Regions from separate parts of the Homo sapiens genome. Here all the other regions are linked to region 1. A link is a loop called in an ENCODE intact Hi-C map of the cell type or tissue named here. Cell type or tissue: IMR-90. All regions are shown on one strand. Links, peaks and the distances in the headings refer to the core of each region. The heading gives the core; the rest is flanking DNA.

Evidence for each region. Hi-C counts contacts between places; a loop is a spot of excess contacts. Peaks named below come from ENCODE experiments on the same cell type or tissue, not always from the same donor. Only the 100,000 strongest peaks of a DNase experiment are listed, where the experiment ranks them.
Region 2: a loop joins it to region 1, with 6 times the contacts of the local background. A loop is called at or near these places in 2 of 110 quality-filtered maps.
Region 3: it touches region 1 in a loop (2.0-fold over the local background); 4 of 110 quality-filtered maps call a loop at or near these places.

What each region holds. Positions count from the first base shown.
Region 1 is chr2:40,240,833-40,249,132 of GRCh38, forward strand. All of the region lies in intron 2 of SLC8A1 (solute carrier family 8 member A1), which reads right to left. All of the region lies in intron 3 of SLC8A1-AS1 (SLC8A1 antisense RNA 1), which reads left to right. Among named protein-coding and RNA genes, the nearest start is that of SLC8A1, 210 kb to the right of the region's middle. RefSeq lists an enhancer at 1,428-1,978. In IMR-90, for the core only: a CTCF peak has its summit at 3,961 (motif pointing right); DNase peaks (open chromatin) are centred at 2,959 and 3,969; H3K27ac peaks cover 1,176 bases.
Region 2 is chr2:40,099,710-40,108,009 of GRCh38, forward strand. SLC8A1 (solute carrier family 8 member A1) reads right to left here. Exons shown (of 11, transcript NM_021097.5): 11 at 1-8,300. It overlaps SLC8A1-AS1 (SLC8A1 antisense RNA 1), which reads left to right. Exons shown (of 5, transcript NR_038441.1): 3 at 5,200-5,253. Among named protein-coding and RNA genes, the nearest start is that of SLC8A1-AS1, 190 kb to the left of the region's middle. In IMR-90, for the core only: no CTCF peak of the experiment used is centred there; DNase peaks (open chromatin) are centred at 3,582 and 4,082; H3K27ac peaks cover 3,541 bases.
Region 3 is chr2:40,367,594-40,375,893 of GRCh38, forward strand. The region is part of intron 2 of SLC8A1 (solute carrier family 8 member A1); the gene reads right to left. Among named protein-coding and RNA genes, the nearest start is that of SLC8A1, 80 kb to the right of the region's middle. In IMR-90, for the core only: no CTCF peak of the experiment used is centred there; DNase peaks (open chromatin) are centred at 2,618 and 4,218; H3K27ac peaks cover 2,253 bases.

The DNA.
Region 1 (8,300 bases), core at 1,559-5,558:
ATTGCCATTGCACTACTGCCTGGATGACAGAATGATACCCCGACTCAAAAAAAAGTGACCCACATGTGTATTTGTCACTTTTAAAATAGAGACAATAAATTTCTTCCGTGATTTTTAAAGAACTTAAAACAGAGGTACTATTCAACCCAGCAATCCCATTATTGGGTATATACCCAAAGGAAAATAAATCATTCTACCAAAAAGGCACATGGACTTGCACGTTCATCACTATGCCATTCACAATAGCAAAGGCATGGAATCAAGTCAGGTGCCCATCAACAGTGGATTGGATAAAGCTAATACGGTATATATACACCATGGAATATTACACAGCCATAAAAAAGAACAAAATCATGGTTTTTGCAGTGATATGGATGCAAGTGGAGGCCATAATCCTCAGCGAATTAACACAGCAACAGAAAACCAAATACCACGTGTTCTCACTTACAAATGGGAGATAATCACTGAGCATACACGGACATAAACGTGGGTATAATAGACACTCTGGACTACCTGGAATAGGGGGCATGGGTTGAAAAACTACTTTATCAGTACTGTACTCAGTACCTGAATGACGAGATCCACACCCCAAACTTCAGCATCACACAATAAACCCGCACATGTACCCCCTCCGTCAAAAATAAAAGTTGAAATTTAAATAATAAATTCCTTCCTCACAGGTATTAAAAAGCACAATGTGAGTAAAGTACCTGATATGTGACCATAAATACCTGTCCCCCTTTGACCTCTTCTTTGCCCTCCCCTAACCTTGAGGTGTGATTAACCTTCCTGCCTTTTCAAATTCTGAAGACCACAACAGAGTAGGGAAAGAAGAGTGTGAAGGTGGTCCATCTAATCCCAATTCAGAGCCTGGGACAGACACCCATACTGAATCCTCTACTTTAGAAAAGAACTCCACAGGCTTTGAGAGTGACCTGTCACTTGTCATAGCCCCTAAGGACTATGAGCTTTTTCACCATAAGCATTGCCTATTTGTTCCAATCTAGTAAGATCAGATTTATCAACAGACAGAAAAATAGATATCAGTTTTTTTCTTATTCTAAAAACAATATGTTTATGTTGTTGAATACTGGGATAAAATATAGAAAATATTAATTATTCATAATTCCTAATCCAAGCAGTGTTCCACTCAATAATTTGATCTATTTCCTATAGTTTGCTACTAACTTCGGGGCAGATCTCCAGAAAATAAATATTGATGGGGCTATGATGTCTCCATTTTGACTAAATATATTGTTATATAAAGTGGTAACGCCTTACAATTTAAGTGTGAGAAGGATGTGTGTGTGTGTGCGTGTGTGTGTGTGAGAGAGAGACAGAGAATATGAATATGAATATGACAATACTTTGGAGAAATGTGTCCATTAGAATTTTACCACAAGCCAGACTGAAAACATCAAAGATGTTTAAGTAAAGCCTGTTTAGTTCTTTGTGAATGTAATTTTGGAAAACAAACTAAAACATAAAGATAAAAGGTCCACATTTCCTTTCATATTTGCAAATAAGGCTTATTTCATGAATGGTGAAATCGCTTTGTGTAATTTGTAACCTCATTGTTGTCCTGGATTGCCTGCCATGCTGCCTGTGTTTATGTTGCTTCTCCCTATGGCATGTGCTCTGAGCAGACAAGGGTATAATTATAAATCTCCATCCACTAACAAGAACAATGGTTGCATCCAGCAACTCGACTCTCCCTTTGTGAAGCTCTACAGGGATACCGTCTTGAATGTCAAAGGTCTACAAATGTCATAGAAACAGCTGCCACCACTTCTTTGCATTAGGCATCTCTTTCAACATTTACTCATGGTATTGCCTTACCCATCTAGGCAGAAGCAAACCAAAATCCAGAGATTTTAAAATATGGTATCTATAATTACAAGAAACAACAAGAAACCAAAGAGGAATACAAATACAACCATGCCTTGTGTTTCAAGACTTTCTAGACTTGCTTAGAAAAAAAGAGACTAAATTTTTGTCTCTGGGCAAAGTTAGTCAGACGAGAAAGACAAACTTCACATGCAAGGTATACTTTTTGCTGTCTCCATTTTTATAAAAGCAAAGTTAATGAGGCTTTGATCTTTATTCCATAGTTATTAAGATTATTTTCCTAAATCTGAGATCATTGCAGAGATATACAAGGTAGTTCTGCCAAATCATTCATTCATTCCTTCACCAAACGTGGATACGAGTGTCTACTGAATGTCCAGTAAAAGCAGGAATACAGACATTGAAGGCTCATTTCATTGCCCTTAGTTTCTACATATCATAGCTGTGATGCATGGAATATTAAGGAAACCCCTAAATCTTTAACTGAGTTAATTCACAACTTACCAGAGCTATTTTCAATTCATGAAAATAAAGGCCAGGCGTGTAATCCCAGCACTCTGGGAGGCCAAAGTGGGTGGATTGCTTGAGCCTCAGGAGTTCAAGACCAGCCTGGGCAACATGATAAAACCCTGCCTCTACCAAAAATACAAATAAATAAATAAACTGGGCATGGTAGTGTCTGCGGTCCCACCTACTTGAGAGCTGAGATGGGAGGATCACTTGAGCCTAGGAGGTAGATGTTATAGTGACCAAGATCACCCCACTGTACTCCAACCTTGGTGACAAAGTGAGACCCTGTCTCAAAAAAGAGAAAAAGAAAAGAAAGATTTCTCAAGTCTAAGTTCAGTATTTAAGAAAAAATAAAAAGTAACATCATGGCTTTGAGCTTGATTTTACCTCTGTTTTAGACTAAGAAGTCTATTCAAATGGAGCCTATGGCCCTGTAACCTGGCTCTGGGAAAATGAACAAAGGAATGCAACATCACATCAGCACTGTGTATTTTTGGAAGGGTATTGCATTTTTCCTTTGTGGTGGATTGGTCCGTGCACTTGAAAATACATTCACAGTGGGAAGGCACCAACTCTGCTGCACATTTATAGTTGAATCTATTTTTTTTCCTGACAAATATTCAAGTGGGGGAGGAATTCCATGTGAATGCTCTAGTGCCTCCTTCCCTCTGATGAGTCTAAGTGCTAGATAAACAAACATTATTTCTAAAACCTCAAGGGGAATACTTGAAACTGGAGCAACGTAAGAGGAAAAGTGGGCAGAATGGATAGCTTCTAGGGAGACTGTGACATTTCTGAGTAATTACTGAGGGGTCTAGGGTCTGGGGGACAACGCTCCCATCAGCAGCCCTTTTGTTATTAAAAAAAATGAACATCTGAGCAATTTAATGGAAAGTGCTGTGAAAACACAGCTGCAAGCCTTACATTCTTACCAGATCACCTCCTCTAAGCTTTCCTATGTAGAAATTTTGAAGCTTTCCTGGTATCTCCTCACTAGGGGGTTAGGAAGTAAGTAAATACACTGCACTCTTGGTTTAGTGGTGGGAGATACATTAGGAAAGCGTCAGTGCACATGAAGAGACCCACAGGCTAACAGCCATCATTTACTGAGCATCTACTACGTGAGTCTCCTTCTGAGCGTTTCCACATCTATTATCTCTTTAAATTTCCCAACAACACTAAGGTAATGACAGCCTTTCCTGCTGACCTATGAAGGCCAGGCTGGGAGTTGTCCGATGACTTTTCCTGTATAATGTCACCCCAGGGGAAGACGTTACTCTGATTTTTCCACCTCATGTTTTTCCCTGGCAGTTGCTGTGAGAGAATGTTGTTTTTGGAGCTGAGTAGGCAAGTGGTGTGCATGATATGAAAAACCAAAAAAAAAAAAAAAAAAAAAATGCACCAAACCCCACAAACTTTCTGACAGAAAGCACTCGTCAATTTTAGCCTGTCTATGCAATGATCGAGGCCTTTTCCTACTGCTGGATATTTCTAAGTGAGAAGATCCTACCTCAGTTTTCAGCTGGGCTTTAGCTCTGCAAGAAGTGCTGCCCCAGTCAGCCTTGGGGAGATCAGTAGAGGATTAGTTAGCAGAGCAGCCACTGGAGGGCACTCCTGAAATCTAGAGGCTTCTTCCTCCCGAGGAAAGGGTTGCTGGAGTCCCTGCCTGAGACTGTGGGTTTAACAAAGAGAAGGAATGTCTGGGGGATAAGTCCCAGTGCACTCATTCTCTGGAAAAGGTCTGCTGTACATATTTGCCAAGTGATAAGGAACCTAGGAAATCAAAAACCATTTGACAATTTACAGTGTTCAAAGGTAGCTTCCTGACTCTTGAGTTACATAAATGGCTATGTTAAAAATAGGCAGCCAATATAATTGAGCAACCTTAAATGGCCTAGGATATGTACCATATGTGATAGCCATGAAAATAATCAAAAGAATAATTCAGTATAAATTAGGAATCATTCCCACTCCAGTGGACTCAGTCTTATGGAAGTGGCACATAGGAGAAACTTGGGATTCTGTGATTTGTGCTGTTCATGTACAGGTCTCTCTCTCCCTAGTGAAACTCAGCTCTTTAGTTTGGGAGCCTATACCGGATCTCTCTGATATCCCTCTCCAGCTCTAAACATATACTACGTAGTCACACTGATTGTCCGTTAAATACATTCAAGTCGTTATTTTCCTTATGACAAAATTCACAGTGAAAGGCCACGTGTCCACCAGAAGAATAAGGTGCAAATCTAAAGTGGGTTAGTGGCATTTTCTCAGGACAGAGTGCATGGGAGGACAACATAGCAATCCTGGAAGTTGACAGGGTAAAACTTTTGGACACTCTGACTCTGTGCTGTATGTACCTGTTTGCTTCTGCTTTGAAAATAACTAGTAATATACAAGATCCACTTGAACCACTGAATTTAGCAAAATCAGGCCAAACCAGACGTCTTTGCATTAATATTGTCATTTTGTTTTATATTACTTAAAAAGTCAAACTTTTTTTTTTTTAATCATTCCTTCTCTTGACTATCTGCTGCTCTCCTGTGATGTATATTGTGAAAAACACATTTTAAAACCAAGACAGATATCTCAAGATAGACATCATGTTCAGTTTCTAAGCTACAATTAAATCTCGTAGAATGGTAAGAGGTTTATATCAGACTGTTGACTGCTTTATATACATTACTTTCATTCGAGACTCATTTCATGGATGAGGAAACTGATGTTTACATAAGTCAAGGAACTTGACCAAGGTTACATAGTTATAAGAAGCTGAGCTAGGACCCTACAGGTCCATCTCAGAGACCTATGATGTTAATCATTATGCCATATGACCTGTCTTAGACTAGTTTAAGAAATAGCTTCTCAATTAACCTCTCTTCTTTTAAAAGTGTTCATAGGTTTTAATTCCTTTTTTTTCTGCTTAGGCAATACTTAATTTTTAAACTGTGCACATAGAAGATGAAATGGAAAAATGTATTCCAGATGTAGGTTTTATAGTTGCACATCTTGGATATGGTTGGTTACACATACACTACAAGCATGTGGTACACATCTATCTCATTTTTACTTTAGAAATACATTCTCAACAGGGGAAACTTGAAATACGCAAACTGTGGTCCTGATTCCACTTCAAAACGTCTGCTTTTATTGGGTTTACCCTGCAATCATGCAACTTTTGGCCAGAGTCAAATAGGGCAACTAAATTTTTTTCTTGAGTTTTACTTGGTATGGTTCACTGTAAATGCTTCCAACTAGTCCTAAAGACAGACTTTGTTCATTTGTTCTTCTATGAGTTTTATTCAGCAGAACCTTGGATAACAGCAGCTTAGCCAAACACTGTGGGGTAATCACTCTGCTCAGGACTGATTCCTGTGCAGTCAGTTCTTCTGCACATCTTGCCTTCAAGGTCTGCCAGCTGAATGCACTGTGTTTCCAACATTGCCCTCCAAACAGACCTTTCATAAGGAAAAGTCACTGCTACTTCATTAATTCCAGAAGATGGATGGTGAAGTCATATTGCTTTGATATGCTTTCAGACTCAGGCTGTTCATGGGAAGCTAGAACTCTCTGAAACAGAAAAGTTTTTAAATTCTGGCTACTTTTTCATAGGATTCTATTATGACACCTCAGAGGAATTTTTTTTATTTAAGTCTGTCATTTTAAAGGAAAATGGTTAGATGTGACTAGGGCTGTGAAAACACAGTAGCTACCAGTGCCTGGCAAAGTTTGTACTCTAACATATTTCTGCTAAAAAAAAAAAGAATATTTTCCATTATTGCCTTGGATTCTTTCATCTTTTCTTACATGTTAAGAAACTTAATATCTGAAGAGTGAGAAATAGCCATTTTAGTGTGAAATCATGCTGGGGTGGAAAGGCCAGCATATTTCTTATAGATTAGTATTATAGGAGAGTTTGGCCATTTTCCTGGGCAGAAGCAAGGAGTTGGCACCTTGGAATCAACTCTTAGCCATCTGAAGGCTTTGAGCCTTGGTGAGTTTTCCAACCACAGGGCATTAGCTTTCTGCAGCCTGGAATGGAGCGATCACTATCCCCAGAGAGCTGTCATGGGTGCAGGCAGTGCTCAGCTTGGCTTAGTTCTACCATGGTCCTGAACAGCCAGGCTCTAGGTTAAGCCAAATCCAGAAGTATCTTGTTTTATTTCACTTGCCACGTGTTTGAGAAGGATTAATCTCAGAATATGGCAGAAGCCTTAGCAAAGCAACTTTAGAAAACAGCATATATATGTGTGTGTGTGTGTGTGTGTGGAGAGAGAGAGACAGATCTGAGGCATGGGTTTTACTAATGTTATTATTTAAATAAACCCTTCCTTATGCTAGAGCACCAGATGGTGTTACAAAAATGAGGAAAAAAGGCTCAGGGCATATAAGTCACGTGTCACATTAGCTGTATTGGCCTATGTTCAAATAATAAACATTTTAATCACTGCAGTTTATAACTCTATTTTAAATTTTTTGTTAATACATTAACAGTAACTGCTTACGTATACATAGAATTCTAATAAAAATGCATAAATAACTTACAAGAGGAAAGGGACTTAGGGATTATCCCTGGAAGCCCTCATTTCAAAGGTGAGACCCAGTAGAAACCCAATATGCACAGAAGTTAAGTGACTTTCTGAAAGGTCTTGCAGGTAATTAATTATAGAACAGGACTCCACGTTCAATGCTATGTTCACTATTACCTGAAATAGACTTGGAGGCAAAAATAAACTTATGTCAGCTATACTCAATGCTCAGTAAAGTGGCAGAGCAATATTTTATAAGCGTGTGTTCCGTGAACTCAAATGTGATGTTAGGTAGTGATTCTGAGTCCCTTAAAACAGATTGCTTGATTTATTTAAGGTATGTTCTCTATTACACCAAAAATTGTTTATGGATTTTTTAAAAACTGCACTCCATGGAGTAAGTACCAATTTCTACACTTTTGATGACATTAAGATATGTTAAGAGGCCTGAATGTTCTCAACTATGGATTAAAAATAAAGTACCAATTAGTTGGGTCAGTTTTCTACAGTGATTTGAAATTGATTTCTAAGTTTCCCTATTGCTAATGGCTGAATGTTTATGTTTTCCCAACTCCAAACTCAGAGGTTGAAATCCTAACTCCCAGGGTGATGGGATGAGAAGGTGGGTACCTTTGGGAAGTGATTAGGTCACTCTTAAGAGTGAGGTTAGTGCCCTTATAAAAGAGGCCCTGGACATCTCCCTTGCCCTACCATCACACCACCTGCAGGCACAGCGAAAAGATGGCTGTCTATGAATCAGGAAATTGTACTTCACCAGACACTGACTCTGCCAGAGCCTAGACCTTGGACTTTCTAGCCTCTGGAACTGTGGGAAATACATTTCTGTTGTTATAAGCCACCTAGTCTATGGTTCTTTGTTATAGCAGTCCAAATGAACTAAGATATCTATTGAGGCTTTATTGGGGGAGGTAATAAAATATGTCATTTTTTTCTAGGTTTAACAACCTATATTCAATTCCCCTTTCCGTGATCTATAGTATGGGCATAAATAGACTGTCATGTGTATCCAAATTAAGATGATGGTAGCCAGGAGAAAGATTGAAGGTGGGACTACTGGCTGTTGATAGCCAAGATCTAATTCTGATCTTTAGGGATTTAGGTTCGTTTCTGGTTGGACGGAGTTGTATTATTTATCTATGCATAGTGAAGTAACCTTGTGATCATAATTTCAGAACAAACAAAAAGTCTTCACCTCGTGATGTCTTTTAATTTGATTCCACATCACCAGGGGCAGAATAAGTTTTATTTCTAGGGACATTCATTGAGAACAGGATGACGTGCTGAGTTTCAGATGTGATCAGCTTGCCAACTGTCCCTGGGTCCTTTGTGTCCTGCTGCAATATCTTCTAGGAAACAAACACAATGACGTTTGAAGTTCATCAAGTTCATTGATTA
Region 2 (8,300 bases), core at 1,718-5,717, 140 kb before region 1:
TTTATGGATTGACTATTGTGCTTGCTCGGTATGAGTTCAGTTTACTATCAAAATTGTCCACCAAGTTATTCAGTGGGAAACACAATTGCCATCAGTAACCATCAAAGGCAAGAGAAGTCCTAGATTCATTTCCTACCTGAATCCTCCCTTCTGGCCTGCCCCTCTGAGAACACTCCAAAGGCACAGACCAGTGTTCTGTGCACGTACACAGTATGTACAATATGCTAGTTCCTTTCTTTGCCCTTGTCCAGGAAGTTACCAATGTCTCCTCGGTGTGAGCTTCCTACTGTCTGTAAAAATTAATAGATGGAACCCAGGCAAGTCCTGTTGTAATAACAGTTGTGCCAACAATTATTATTATGGCTTATTGGAAGAGTGTTGAATTGTACCACTGACCTACGAAAACCACCACAAAGGACACTGAAAGGCAAAGCTGTTGTGGGATAAGAAACAATTTGCTGTTATCTTCTAATATCAAGACCTTTTTAATGGACCACACACATAAGGGTCTTGACAATATGTAACTTTTTTTCTTAAGCTAAGAGAAAATTTTAATTTAGGCTTGTTTCAAGATTTCAAGGCTTGAGCCAATACAGAAACCATGGACTGTAGACAAAGGCAAGTCCCCACTGTAATTTAGCCTTGAGCTTAAGAGTTTCTGTTAAAAAAAGAGAGAAAGAGAAAACAAGAAATCAACCACTATGGACGGCAAAAGTTGGGAATGAGGTCAAGGCTCCTCATTGTTTGAAATAGTCTGAGTGAAACCCTGTCAGTCTGATCCAGCTCCTTCCCCTGCAAAGATGTATTTCCCGTCACGAAGTGGCCAGAAGTGGGTGATTGTTCTAAGTACCTTGTTGGTGAGGCTTTAACTTTGATTAAAAAATAGGGTGTGCAAATGAAGATGTACACAATGGTGGAAACACAGGAAGGAGTGACTGTGATTTCGTTAGAGCTATTTGGTAATCAGGTGTGAGTGAGAGGAATGGGACAATGGGGAAAAGAGCCGATGAGAAAATGTCCTCAGCGACAGACAATGGACACTCAAATGCTGAAGCTATGACCAGCAACAGGGGAGGGTCACAGATTTTAAAGCACACGGAACACAGTATCATACTTCAGTTATTCTAATTCCTGAAAAAGAGCTACCATTCCAAAATATCTGACAAGTTTGGTTTCTCCTAAGGGAGGCCTGGAGTGACAGTTACAACATTTTTCTCCAGAATATCACTGTTAAGCTTACATTTCCAGCCTCCTTTTACATACTTTGAATTGCTTTTGTGTATCAAAATGCATATGAGTATTTTAAGTATCCACAAATGTGATATTTTCAGGTTAGAATTCAGGAAACATACATGTGTGTGCACACATACACACATATAACCCACAATCTTAAGTTCCTTTTCCTAAGCCATTTTTACAAGCAGAGTTACTTTCTGACTCTCTGCTTTCAGTTCTGCACCAATTCAAATGAGAGACCCTAGAAAGGAGCCTCCAGGGAACTCCAGCTACTGTATACATCATCTGTGGTTTTCAAGCTTCTTGAGCCTTGTGAGTCTTTGAAAATGAATTCTAAAACTAAAACTCACTCATAGCCAGCAATCCTTTTAGCTCAGTCAGTCATACACAGCACTCTTCAAAACAGTAGACTGTGTCATTAAGTATAATTTAGTACTGTTACACAGTGGTTTAGCATTAAGACAAATCAGCCAGAGCTAATCAGTTAGAGAAAGGTGTCCAGGGTCATTTTCTAGGCCCCGGGGAAGTCAGGCAAAGTAGATCAGCTGTGGGGTTTTAAAAGAACTAGATAAGCTGATTAGAAATCTCTGACTGGAGAGGCTGCCTCAGACTCAGTTATGCCAGAAAAAGACATAAGGATTAATGTCCCTTAAAATTATATTTTAAGTCTGAATGGTGGACATATCTCCCATATATCTGAATGCATTATCTTTATAAAGAACCTACCTTTTAAGCATTTAAACCTTTTCTTAAGGGAAAGCATAATTAAGCAGTGGGTGACATTGTTCATTCTTGGCCACTCAGAATGCTGTGTCATAGATCAATGATTCTCAAATTTGAGCATGCATCAGAACCATCCTAGGGGCTTATTAAAGTCCATATTGCCAGGGTCACTCCAAAATTTTTGATTCATAGATCTGGGCTGAAGTCTCAGGTGGGACTGGATAATTTGCATGTCTAACAAATTTCCAGTTGCTGATGCTGCTTGTTTGGGGAACAAACTTGAGACTCACAAAAGCGGCTTATTTTTAATCACCCTAATTGCACTCTGGGGACAAAGATTTTCCATGTGGAATGTGAAGGTCAATATTGGATTTCCCCCACCAGACATTCTTACAATGTGGGTAAGGGACAGATTATATTTGTGCTAGTTTAATTATAGAGAATCTTTAGGTTCAGAAGTTTAATCAGTATATACAGCAAACCTATAAGTAAAATATGATTCAAAATGTGAGTCCCTACAAGTCTATTTGTAGAAAATTCTATGGCCTCTATTCATAGAATACTATTTTAGTAATAGCGTTAAAATGATCTCTTGTCACCTAGGTGATATTTTCTCTCTCACCTCAGGATTATTACCATAACAGCTAAATTTGTTCACAATTTCTTGAATGAACACAAGGGTTTGCTGACTTGGTTTTTTTTTTTTTCCTAGTCAAATCCATTTTAAAGTATATCAAATGCAAGGACTTATAGAAAAGAGTGAACAGAGGGAAGGAACATCAAGGGGCAATGCATGAAATTCAGTTGGTGAAAAATTAAGTTGAGCAACTGTCGGGACATGTAATTAGAATCTGCAGTTTGTTCAACTGCTAGGTGGATGTGGGTCAATCCAAGAGGCGGGATTGGTGCAAGAAGTTGAGGAAGACGAGATGAGCGTGTGTGAATGAGCAGCTGTCTGTGAGGAAGAAAGGCTAAATCTATTCACAGGTTCTCTTCCTTAAACAAGCACCTGCCACTGATTGACAGCTCTACCAAGATTGCTTAAGGCAGACATCCGCTGAAAATGCTTATGGTGCATACTTGTTTTTAAAAAGATGGAAAAACCTGCCTTCTCAATTTAGTATTTCCTAATCAAATCTGAAATGGGGGGCAAATTCAACGTGAGGGATTTATTAAAATATGAAAATACAGTCCTTACTGCATTAAAATAGCTCTATATAGAAATTTATAATGAGAGAAGGAAAAGTAATTTTATCCCTTGGCAGAAGTCTTAGTAATCACTGGAATTATAACAGAAATATTAGCTATTTTAATTTTCTTTCTCAATATTGAGTCTCACAAGATCATTTTATCGGTTGCAATGTCAGTAATTTTTGCTTACCTTTCCCCCTGACAAATTTAGCTTTGTGCCTCAGTGGTAATAAAGTTGGAATATATTACTGCTATGAAGCTGAAATAGTTTTGCCGTTTCCAATGACATTCTAACTGGGATTCCTTCAAGAGAAAGCTTACATTTATTCCACTAAAACATTCTTTGTTTATGCAAGCAGAGTTCACTATGGTTGCTTTTTCTTTCTTCTTTTCTTCCACCCCATGGAAATGTCTACATTCTTTTGCTATGTTTCGTCTGTTGTGCAATTTCATTTTGCTAATGAGGCATCTGAGCTGTGGCCGACCGGTTGATTGCTAAGGGTGAGATTTAAGTCTTTTGTGAAATCCTTTTGAGTAGTCATTTACTCCATGACAAGGGAGGCATTTAAAAGACAGTTGAATCTGTAGCAGATGAATTTTTTCTCATCTTCCTTTAGAATAATTACACCTTTAAATATCTTTCTGCCTGGTCATTGCACATCCTGTTTGTAATTCACATACTTTAGTAAAAAATAACTGGTTAGTTTTTTTTCCTAAAAGATTAAGCACACTGACTAAAAAATAAAAGTAGAATTACTATAAGAAACTGTATGAACTTAAAGTTTTCATTTAAAATAGTGGTTTCAGCCTTAAAAAGGTCACTGATTTGGAATCCATTCCAATCTCATTACATTTTCTACTGTACACTTCTTGAAAAGGGAGAAATTACTCATTCCTCTCAGGGAAGGGAGACTGTTTTTCCAACCGTGCACATGGAATTATTTCAAAATAAATGTTTATATTTCTATCAAACTTCATGTGGTTACATGGGCTTGACAAGTGCATTGGTGACCCAATATGGGCAGCAGCTGGCTCACAACTTAAAGTACCTTCAACCCATACACATAAGTGGATGATAACAGGGAAACACTGACCATACGGGGCTTGATGTGTTCTGGAAAATCAAGCTAAAGGTAAAGTCTTCCCATTTAATGATGAGGACAATCAAGTCCAGAGAGAGCTGAAGATTCCTCACCCTCTGAAACAATTAAAGATTCCTTTTCCAAAGAGAAAAGCCTTTGGGTCTTCTCTCTGGTGACTTTTTGATGTTAAAATGAAGAGAACACTGTGTCCTCAGAGATGAAGAGTGAGATGTTCTCTAGTTTGCTGTTAAAAGATGAGAGCTGGAGTTGTAACTCACTGAAATAGAACCACATGCCTCAAAGTCCAAAAGAGCAACAGGCAGAGTTAAGAAAATCCAGTGATGAATTAGCATCAACACCTAGTAAAAGAATTCAGCAATGGTGAGGCAAATGATCTTTGTAATAAGATTTTCCCAACTTGAAATGTTGAATAAAAGACCCTATATCAAACTTACACAGGTCTTGGCTCATGGTAATCTCTGGATGTGTGTGTTGGGTCTGAATCCATTTATCTTATTAGTGGAAGACAGAATGTGAAATTAAGAAAATTAATATTTCTATTTCTGTTAGAGGAAAGTTTCTTGATAGGTTTCAAAATGGCCCCATTAAGCAATCTCAAATTGATAAAATGTAGACCAAAATGGAAGGTTAATTTAATTAGAATGCCATAAGTGGACTCTTCCTGACTAAATCAAAGACTAGTGTTAATTTTCTTAAATTACTCTGTTTTGAATTCTTTATATACCATTTAGGGTACCTAATATAATACTTTGCACAAAATAAATGCTTGATTTATGAAATTGTACATCTGAAGAAATATAAAAGGCTCTAACTTTTGATTTTAAAATTGTTTCACTCTCTTGACTGTATAGTTTATGAGCCTATGATCCTGGAAAACACGCTTGCTAAACTGACCAATTTTTTGCTTTTTTTTTGGTTTGATTTCTTTTTTATTCTTTTTCCTTAGGTAATTATCCAGTTGATATTTATCTTGTTCCAGTCACCTTTAGAAAGCTGTTTGGTGAGTACAATGTTAATATAGAGACAATCAGAATGGTGTGTGCTTTTGTACAAAACTTGTGGATCCATCAATGAGGCATCTGCCATTTTTTCTTTCTTCCCCTCTATATTACAAGTTCTGGAATGCCTGTTCTAATTCTCCAAGGAGAATTAGAAAATAAAAGGCAGAGTCTAGAGCCATGTCAATATCCTCCCACAGAATGTGTATGGAGAATATTCCACTGGGAACCATGATAGATAAAAACTTACCAGGAAGAGCAAAACATCAAGAGAGTCTGACAAAAGCTCTGCCCTCCTCTGTAACCCAGCAGCCTCTGCAGAATCATCCTTTCTTCATTGTTTTAAAATGTTGTTAAATACCTTGTCAGTTGCTTTAAAGGGACCCAGACCCATTCTGATATTTTTACAAAATAAATCCAGTCTTTGGGTAAAGGTATAGTAATACTATCCATGGATCTGATGTTGAGTCGTGGAGGCTTCAAGCTCTGAAGAAGTATGAACTAATTCTAAACAGTGATTAAGCAATTATTATTTTCATTTTACTAATGACATGACTTCTAGAGTTGGAGTGTCAGAATATTCTCTTGGAAGAAAAGGATGCAAGTGTAGACACCTCATCACTAGGTCCAATCCACCTCACAGTGCTACTTTCAGTTTTGTAAAAATTGGTCACGGCAACAAGTTTGAAATAATAGGTTCACTCTCAAACTGGCAACAAGCACGTGATTGAGCTGCATGAATCTGGAAAGGCTTGTCAAACAAAACAGGCTGGTTCACAGCTGAAAGAAAAAAAATACTTCTGGCATTGTACTAAATTCAGAAACCGTATCCGACAAGGGGCTGAGCTGAGGTTGTGGTATGGCCCCAGTCCTAGGATTGGTCCCACCTACTTTGCCTAGTTCCTGACCACATCTGGTAATTCAGTGGTGATGTGATTATGACATTAACAGTGATAGGTTTCCCCTGCTTAGCTGCTTATTTGATTGTGGATAATGTGTGAATGGGGGCAGGAGAGGCAGTGGTTGGGCGCTGATGTGTTAATGAATCCCATGTCTCAATAATTAACACATCTTCTGGATAGCTTTGCAAAAATGCAATCTTTGCTTCAGATTTCACATTTAAGAGCATCTCCCTTTGCTTTGTGTTTAAAGTTTAAACATTCAGTCCAAATTTTAAAGGTGATAAGCAAATTTAGTGTATTTTGAAGGAAGGAAAACTTTTTTCCTTTTCACTTTTCTCTCACCATGTACAGTTGTTTCTGAAGAATGTGTCTAGGGATTGAGTCAGAACTATCAGGCTGGGCAAAGTGGCTCATGCCTGTAATACCAGCACTTTGGGAAGCCAGGGCAGGCGGATCACCTGAGGTCAGGAGTTCGAGACCAACCTGGAAAGAGCTCCTAGAAGAGTCACTGGTAGAACCAACTGCTCACAGCTTCTTTGGGTGCTAGACTCATTTAACAACCAGTTGTTGGAAAAATTTTCAATCCTTTTTGATAAGAAAGGTTCTCATAAAAAAAAAAACAACTAAATCTATGCAGAATTTGTGAGAACAACCTGAGAATATCAAGAATATTTTAAGTCTCATACATATATTTATCATAGACTTATCTGTCTCAAATAAGATCTGGAGTGTCAAATTTCTCACAGGATTACCGATGGCAGTAAAAACCTTGTTCTCCTTAGAGTTTTGGACTGAAACTTCAAAGACAATATTTTCTTCTAAATTTAACAATAACAGTTGTAGTTAAAAATAACTTTCCATTATAATATGATGTTATCCTTTGCTTAGATTCAATGCTACAAAAGTTCTGTTGATGAAATAGAAATAAAACAAAGTCTTTCCACCATTTCCAAGGGCAAGTGTCCTAGACGGGCTCCAGTATGTAATGCAGTGGCTGGTTAAGTAGTTTCCAATAACTTGGTATTGACATTACTGCCCCTTCTGCAATCTCACTCCTTACTCTTGATAAGAGAGCTCTGAGAAATCTCAGGTACCAACTGTTTGAAAGGGCTAGTTTGCCTGTTAGCAGGATCTTGGAGGGAAAATGCTAGGGACAAGATGATCAGTGTATATGAAAATTGGAAGTTAGTTCAGTTAAGAACATCTAAGCTAAAATACGAACGGCAGAGGACCCATGTGGTCAAAGATGTCCCGGTATGTGTGGTGGGACTGGGTGGGCCTCCTACTCCTCTGCTCCCAGCACACCAAAACACGTGTTTAGAAAATGCCGATTCGTGAACCCGGGAGGTGGAGCTTGCAGTGAGCCGAGATCCCGCCACTGCACTCCAGCCTGGGCGACAGAGCGAGACTCCGTCTCAAAAAAAAAAAAAAAAAAAAGAAAATGCCGATTAACAACAGGCATGGGAACCTGCCTGCTCAGTGCTATGTTTGGAGGGAAAATATAAAAATCTCATGTTTTTAATTCCCCAGGGTTCGACCTTGACCAGCATATTTTTTTCCAGAGCTTTTTTCAACACTTTCCCAAAAGGCAGAGGGCAATTAAAAGTCAGAAAGAAACTCTAATTGGCCCTAAAGATTTTCTGTCAGAAATGCCTGCTAAAAAAGAAAGAAAAATAAATGTATTTTAAAAAAGTACTTCTCTTTGTATTATAGAATATGTTTAATTAATATTATTCTAAGCCCTTTTCAAACAGCTCTGAATTTGTATCTTTAGCTAAAAAGGGGGGAGGTCAGGAATATGCTTCCTTCCATGCCTCTCCAACTCTTTCTCAAAGGATATCTGATACTAGGACAATCCTAGACATACAGAAATGCAGCTGAAGTTTACAGAGATCACCTACTTTTACATGTGTGTCTCTGGGCTGTATGCTGTAGCAAGAGAGGGGACAGAGGAGATCCAGTGCTGAAACAATGTCTGATCCTCATATAAACAGTTCTCTAACTATCATTATAAATATTTTTTAAAAATTTTTCACCAGTTGGAATGGAAACTTTTAGTCAAAAGAAAGAATATTGAAAACAACGCTAGTATTTACTGTACATTAGAAAGCCAGTGTATTAGAAGCCTTCTAACTACTGATAGATCA
Region 3 (8,300 bases), core at 2,060-6,059, 130 kb after region 1:
ACGTACATGTGTCATCAGTGTGTGCTGCTCCGCCATAATTGTTCGCCATCTCATCTAGATGCCTCCAGACTGTCAATGAAATCTGAACATGTGGGTCCAAAATGGAATCTAATACTCAAGCTGTGGCCTATCCAGTACAACATGTAGCGAGACAATAATATCTCAGGATCTGAATACACCCCTTCTGTTAAAATGCAGCCTAGGATTACACTAGCTTTGTTCACAGCCACGTAACACCACTGACTCACATGAAGACTGAAGACAACACAACCCCCCACATCTTGTTCACAAAAACTGGTAGCATGCCAGGTCTTCCATATCTTTACAGGACACTTGGTATTTTTCAAAAACTTAAATTCAGTCCTTCATATTTCTCCCCACTGAATCTTAAACCTTTGGTTTAGGTCAAGTGTTTCAGCCTGTTAACAACATGTTGAATTTTTAATCTATCATGCACATTTACATATTCCTCCCAACTTTTTGTGATCTGTAGCTCTGATTAAGCAGTTATCTTGTTGCTTCTTTTAATCATTGATAAAAACGTTAAAGATACTAAGGATAAATCCCTAACACTTTTTCTAAGGACCACTCATGGTTTGATGGTGAACCAGTTATCAAAACTTTTTGTGGATGTCTAACTACAGAAAATTCATTTCAACATCTAGGCCATAGGCTCCCTTTTTATTTACAATAATATCATAAAAGATTTTCCCAACGCTTTTGCAAAAATTAAATTTTTAAACAAAGTTATTTCTTTAGTAACCCTACCAAAAATAAAAATAAATTCATTTCAACATGGAGTTTTAATGAACCTATTTTAGTTTCTTCTGAACCCCTAAGTCTTTCAGTTATCTGTTTAATGTTTTGTATGTAAATTTTATTGGGAGGAACTGGGATTTACCACTTTTTATTTACAAGAATTGGGATTTACTGATTTTATTTAAAAAAACAGAATTATCTTCCTCTTATTAAAATTGATAAATATTTTCAATTACTGTGTTTTTTAAAAACTTTTAAGTTCAAGTGGTACAAGTGTAGGTTTGTTACACAGGTAAACTTGTGTCATGGGGGTTTGTTGTACAGATTATTTGAAAACCCAGGTTAAGCCTAGTACCCGTTAGTCATTTTTTTCTGATCCTCTCTTTCCTCCCGCCCAATATGTGTTGTTCCCCTCTATGTGCCTGACTTCAAACCATACTACAGGGTGACAGTAACCAAAACAACATGGTACTGGTACAAAAATAGACATAAAGACCAATAAAACAGAATAGAGAACCCAGAAATAAGACCACACACCCACAACCATCTGCCCTTTGACAAACCTGACAAAAACAGCAGTGAGAAAATAATTCCTTACTCAATCAATTGTGCTGGGATAACTGGCTAGCTGTATGCAGGAGATTGAAACTGGACCCCTTTCTTTCACCATACAAAGAAACTAACTCAAGATGGATTAAAGACTTAAATGTAAAACCCCAAACTATAAAAACTTTAGGAGACGACCTAGGCAATAACATTAAGGACACAGGCTGGGGCAAAGATATAATGACAAAGATGCCAAAAGAATTGCAACAAAAGCAAAAATTGACAAATGGGATCTAATTAAACTAAAGAGCTTCTGCAAGGCAAAAGAAACTGTCAACAGAGTAAAGAGACAACCTACAGAATAGGAGAAAATTTTTGCAAACTATTATTGCATTTCTTACCACTTTCACCTCGTCATCATCTGAGCTGGTTGTTTCTAGTGTGTCTGCAACCTCAGTGTTCAGGGATATGAAAACCATTAGCGGAATACATAAAGCATTAAGTTGGAAACAAGTATCAGCACAGAATCTCTCTTGTTAACATGCATGAACTTCAAGAATTCCACTCTAAGAGAAAATGAATAGATTTAGCATTGCTAATGTTAAGAGTTCTGTCTGTTTTTCATCCACCAGTTGTCTGTGGATGTTTTACTGTACTCCAGTCAAATCTTAGTTGTTTAAATAATGCTTATTGGGTTGTGGATTAGCCAGCTCTAATGTCCTGTCCATCTATGTCTATCAGCCATTTCAATACTTGTTAGTACCAATACCATGGAGTACGCAGGGAGCAACATTCTGGCAAGTAAACTGGATTTTCTTTAGCAGATCTTGTAAATGTCTTTCCAGTTAAATTGTTGAGCCATTGGCCAGAGCCAATTGAGGAATCATCTGTGGTTGGGCCTGACAGCCAATTCTGAGAGCAGAACACCATGAAAAAGAATTTCCTATGACCACTGCTGGTGTAGAAAAGAAAAAAAACCAAAAAAATAAAAAAACTGCTTAAATACACTGAAGACATAATTCAAAATTTATTCTTTGTTTTTAATATCTTTGTAATATTTCTGTAAAGATAAAGATCTATAAAATAAAGACCACAGAAGATGGAGAGAAGTTGAGATAACTGTAAAATCTTATCTGTTGCTGTTAGTCTTAGCAAACACAATACAGGGAGACATGGCATTTTAATAGCTTCACATGTGTAAATTCTAGATGATCTAGGCAACAGATTCAACACACAATACCAGTTAAAATTAAGGAAAAAGGTCTCATTTCTGTACGCTTGTTGGTGAGTCATTCATTGCGTGGGCAGGAGTGATCACCCTTACAGAATTTCTTCTAGAACCATAACCTCAGTTGGTGAGTTCTGAGAGCTCAGACATTTTTCTAGAAACTAAACAGGGTACAGGACACCAGAACCCTAGGGAATCAATTTACATTTCCAACTTTTCTTCCAGCACCCACACCACCTTCTCCCCAACTTCTTATATAGCAAAGGCTCTCTGGTGCCTCTTTTCTCTTTTCCCCTTCATCTTGCCTCAGACTTGTGTGTTGGCCTCACTTTCCTAGTGTTGTTTTAAAGTGACTTTGCTTTTTCTCATGTAATTGACAGGCTAAACTATCCTTGCGTCTAACAAAACATCCTGGAAAAAACTGCATTTCTTAGATATCTTATTCTTATCAGAATGACTTGAGCTTTCTGCCAAAACTACATTTAACTTGAATAATGAATTATAAAATATGTTAAATTGACAAATGACACTAATTCAATAAATATATTACAAAAAAGCAAAGAAAGCCTCTACTGTATTCTTGAGTCAGTATCTCATGAAACTAATACCAACTCCAGTATTTTACAATTTACAAAGCACTTTCATACCTGTATTCTTACTTATCAGCATTACTAATACTGTATTACTATTATCATTTCCATTTTACAAATAAGGAAATTGAAGGTTTATTGAAGTAACTGGAGACACTGAGAAAGTAAACCCCAAAGCTCATGAAGCCAAGGTCAGTGCATTTTATTTAGCATGACTTAGTACACTAGTTGCTATTTGAAGGTACCCCTAGACATTCATTTCTATAAAGACCACCTACATTTCATTTTCTGACTCGGGGTACCTAAGAGGCTGTCTCTCTTACTTTCAGAAAGGTTTTGCTACATGGGGACAAAAACTAGAAGGGATCTTTTCTAGCAAAATAATGCCTAAGGTTCAAGGATTTCTTAGTATGATATTGGTGGTCCCTGGCCCAGCCCCTGGAATGATCCCTGTGTGCATTCATTTCAGGTGTTCACAGGAAAGTCTAGATTTAGTACAGGCTCACATTTTCCTTTCAGTGTAGGGGTTAAGATTTTGATAAAGTAGAAGCAAATTGCTCAAGTTAAATCCCTTCATTGTTGCCTTTCAAATATACATTACAGCTTCAGAAATAGGGTGGACTTTAGGTAAGAAGGGGGAGAAAATGGTGTTAGGCAGAGGCCAGGGGCAGTCCTGTTGACTCTCATGGATCTGACAGGGAAAATCAGTAGTTTCTCATTGTGAACATAGGCTTTGATGTCTAGCAAAGCTTGACTACAATGTTACCAAGGCTCAGGGACCTCACTCTTAAAACACAGAAGATGTTAGTGTCTTCTACCTCTTAGGGTTTTTGTGAGGACCGAATAGGCTAATGAAGGTAAAGCACAATACATAGTCAACTTGCACATAGTGAATGCTCAATAAATCCTAGCTCTTGCTATTATGAGATTTTATCTGATTTTGGAGATAGAACAGAGACACATATGTTTAAAGAGGAAACAAGAGAGAACAAAGGTTTAAACTGTCTTTGAGATGGGATGTGCAAAATTGTCTCCCAGCAGAAAGAGTTGATCATATCCTCTGGAAACCCGATCTCTGGCAGGCAGATTCTGAGGCTGTGACATCACTGATTCTTGTTGCTGTGGCAGCAGCCCTGCAGCCAGACAATACGGTTTTACAACAGAACCAGGTCCCCAGTTGGTCTCCTGGGCCAGGCACTGAGACAAAAAACCAGGACTATATTCGTACATGGAACTGGGATGTAACATCCTACCCATGACTTAATTTATAAGCATTGTTTATTCTCTTTGGAGCAAATGAAATGCTTTTCCAAGGGACAGCTGCAAAGGCCAAGGATTTGAAAAGAAGAAAATTATGATAAACCCCTCTTAATGCAGGAAAGATTAGATAGCTTGCTACCAGAAATCAAGAAATATTTATAATAATCACATTCAACCCTAGACTTTCCTCTAAGAATCTAAACAGAAAACTTTAATCCTCCAGAATGTAAACTGATGCCATGGCTATATATGGTCACAGAAATCCTAAGGGGAAGAAAAAGAAAAGAAGAGGGGGAGAAAAAATAAACACCCAGTTGCTGTGTCTCTTAAATTGGTGTATGTGTGTTCTACCACAGAGATCTGTTAACCTTGGCAAAATTTACAAGTAAGAAGCATTAATCAACTTTACACAAGTACACGTGACACTTTCCTTTTTAAGTGGAAGCCACAAACTCCTCTCCCTTTGGGAAATCTCACTGTCATGCTGAGGATTTTTCTTCATAGATAATACTACCATGGCAAACATCAAAAACAACTGGATTCCATATTCTGTGGGCTTGACCGCCCCATGAAGGCAAGCAATATTAACTTTTCTTGTGGTTGACTTCTTTTCTTTTTTTCTCCTTTCTCTACTTCTTTTGGCCTTTAGGCTAGAAAGACTGTTTCTTGAAAGTATTCAACTATTCTTGGAAATTGCAACATTTTCCTGCATTCTTTCTATGTTGAAGACACTTCCAGACTAAGTTTGGGTTCTAGGGAATCTTGCAGAAGATACTTCCTCCCCTGTAGTTAATAAGCCATCGCTTATACCACGGTATTTTGTTGTTTGACTCACGTCTCCAGTGTAACAGTGGAAAGTCATTATCTCTGGCTTTGGTGTTAACATAGGGAGGGATAGCAAATTGCCTCACTCTACTAGTGAATGAATAGAAGAGAAATCCTTGATGGTTTATCAAGAGAGGTATTATGGGAACACAAAGGAAAAAAATAAATTCTTACAAAATACCAACAGCAGCCTTGCAATCCCCGTCAAAATGTACCCAACCAACTTAAGGGGGAAAAAAAAATTCAAACTATGTCCTAGCCATAAATTGAAGAAAGAAGTCCAGAAATGTTAAAAATGTTTATAATCATCAAAATTAGTATTTTTTGCCTTGAAGGATGTCTCTTTAAAAGGCTATTCTTACCAGGTTTTGTGTTGTAATATTAAAAGTGGCTTACAAAAGAGTGAATGTCAATTGCAAAATTAAATTTATCTCTGGGTATGTGATTCTATCTCTTTACTAATATACAAAGCTGTCTTGAATGATTTACACCTACTTTCCACCCACAGGTCCTCTGCCAGGGTCAATCTCAGCAGAAACATGACTCTTCAAAAATAGATCATCACAGTTGTGATTAAATCTCCCATGTTCAAAATTTACAGCCTATAATTCAATGCCGATATGAATAATGACTTAAATAAAAAGTTACAGTCACCCTCTTTCCCCTTCCCCCTAAAATGACCCCAAGACTAATTTACAGTTGTGGGAGGTGGGGACTAAGAGCTCTTGAGTATCTATTTTAAGCTAGGCATTTTTCAAGTTTTTTTACTTACATAACCCTATTTAGCCTGCCGAACAATCCAGTGGAATAGTACTAATTTATCTAATTTACACATAAGGAAATGAAGGCTGAGAGAACTTGAGTAACTTAGCCAAATAGTACAGTTGGATCCGAGGCTCAGAATTCCCACTTTTTCCTTCCTACAAACAAACAGTAGATAAACAAAATATTCATGTAAGGCTTAATGGCAGGTGGCATGAGAGTACTGAATTTCATTGTATGTATCTGCACCCTCCATTCCCCCATCTTTTGCCATTTGTGCTCCATATTCCCTGACAGTGCACCAAAAACAATAGGTTTAGGTATTCTCTTTCAGATATCTTCCAAACAAGTGTGCATAAAATGGACTAGAAGGCAACTTGATAGAGCAAATAAATTCACGTGCTCTTCTCAAGAAATCTGAGAAGAGGTATCAGATACACTCCTTGCCTGACCCAGTGTGAAACACAGGACGCAGTGAGGTAAAGTTTGGACTTTTCCATCCTCAGAGCACACACAAATCCACTGAGGATTAAAACCACACAACCAGGAAAAAATGTTAAGTTACAGAAAGAGCTCTTTAAAGCCAAAAGTCATACAGCTCATGAGAAGAGAGAAGTCACTTTGTGCTCAGGTGAACAGGAAAACTTTAAAGAAAAGATGGAATAAGGCCAGGCACAGCGGCTCATCTCTGTAATCACAGCACTTTGGAAGGCCAAGGCAGGTGGGTTCCTTGAGCCCAGGAGTTCCAGACCAGCCCGGGAAATATGGGGAGACCCTGTCTCTGTATTTATATATATATTTATATTAAAAACAAAAACAAAAACAAAATTTAAAAAAGAAAAGATGAAATGAATAAAAATAATTTATATATGGAAAGGACTTAAGGCTATTCAGGTGTGTGTGTATATATATATGTATGTATTTGGAATTATAAACTGTACATTTTGCATAGGGGTGACTTGATTACAGCAAGGGAAATTAACCTGCCCCTGAATAGGCCTGTAAAGGAAAGAACTAGGTAAAGAAACCATTTAGTAAGTTATTACCCAAATCCAGCTTTGTTGGTGATAAAGTGAACCAAGGTGATGGTGGCAGACAGAATAAGAACAATAACTTTCCCAGCCTGGCCTGACACACATTCAGGCCTGATACACACACAGGCTGTATCAGCCTGGCCTGATACAGCCTCTAAAAGATTATTCTAGAGGCTGATCCCACATGGTGATAATAAACCATTTCAACTGCTTTGTGAATGACCAAAGATGACATATGTTTAAGGACTTTTTTTAAGAATTGAGACACTGAAAATACAGACTAGCCATTTTTAAAAGTACTCGTCAATATCCACTAAAAAGGAGCCCCTTATATTTTCATCTTCCTTATTTACCAAAGCTAGCTTCATCAGTATAAACTAGAAAGGTAATTCCAGAGTAATAAATCTTCCATGGAGAGCTCTCTACCTCTGGCTGCTTGATAATGAATTTAATCAGTCGGGAGAACAGCCCTGTCATTATGGATTAATCACCAAAGACTGTTTTGGTAAGTTGATGCTGTGTTTGCAGCTGATGGTGGTCACAAGACACACTTGATATTTTTAAGAAATTTAGAGATTGAAGGAATGCTCAGTTAATTAACAACCACAAAACACAACAAACAAAAAATAGAAACCCTAAGAACAGCATAAACACAGATATTAGTACCTTTGGCTTTGATGAATTCAAGACAGAATTGACTCAAAATATTGGTAATATTTATCTTCCTGTTGGTTTGTTTGGTTTATTTTCCAATCCAATTAGGGAATTTTAAGCCAGTGGATTCTGGAGCAGGGTGAATTTTCCTAACAAACTTACTTACAATATATCCAATTAGTAAAGTGCAGCTCATTTTAAAAAATAAGCATTTTAATTGGATAGTTTTATTAGAAGAATTTTATGTTTCCTTTTCAACATGGTATCAAATACCATAAAGTCCTCATTAAACTTTCATGTATATGACTCCAGGATCATTACCACAGATAGAATTAAGTAAAGTTGGCTAAGAGTGGTCTAGTCAATTATTCTCCTAAAAGATATTAAGGATTTCAGATGAGTTAAGACCCACTCCCAAAGAAACTGAAACAAGTTAATCACTTGACAACTATATCAAGTTATATGCTTAGGCTGGGAGTGGTGGCTCACACCTGTAATCCCAGCACTTTGGAAGGTCAAGGCAGGCAGATTGCTTGAGCTCGAAAGTTGAAGACCAGCCCAGGCAACACAGGGAAACCCTGCCTCTATAAAAATACAAAAATTAGCTGGGCGCAGTGGTGCACACCTGTAGTTTCAGCTACT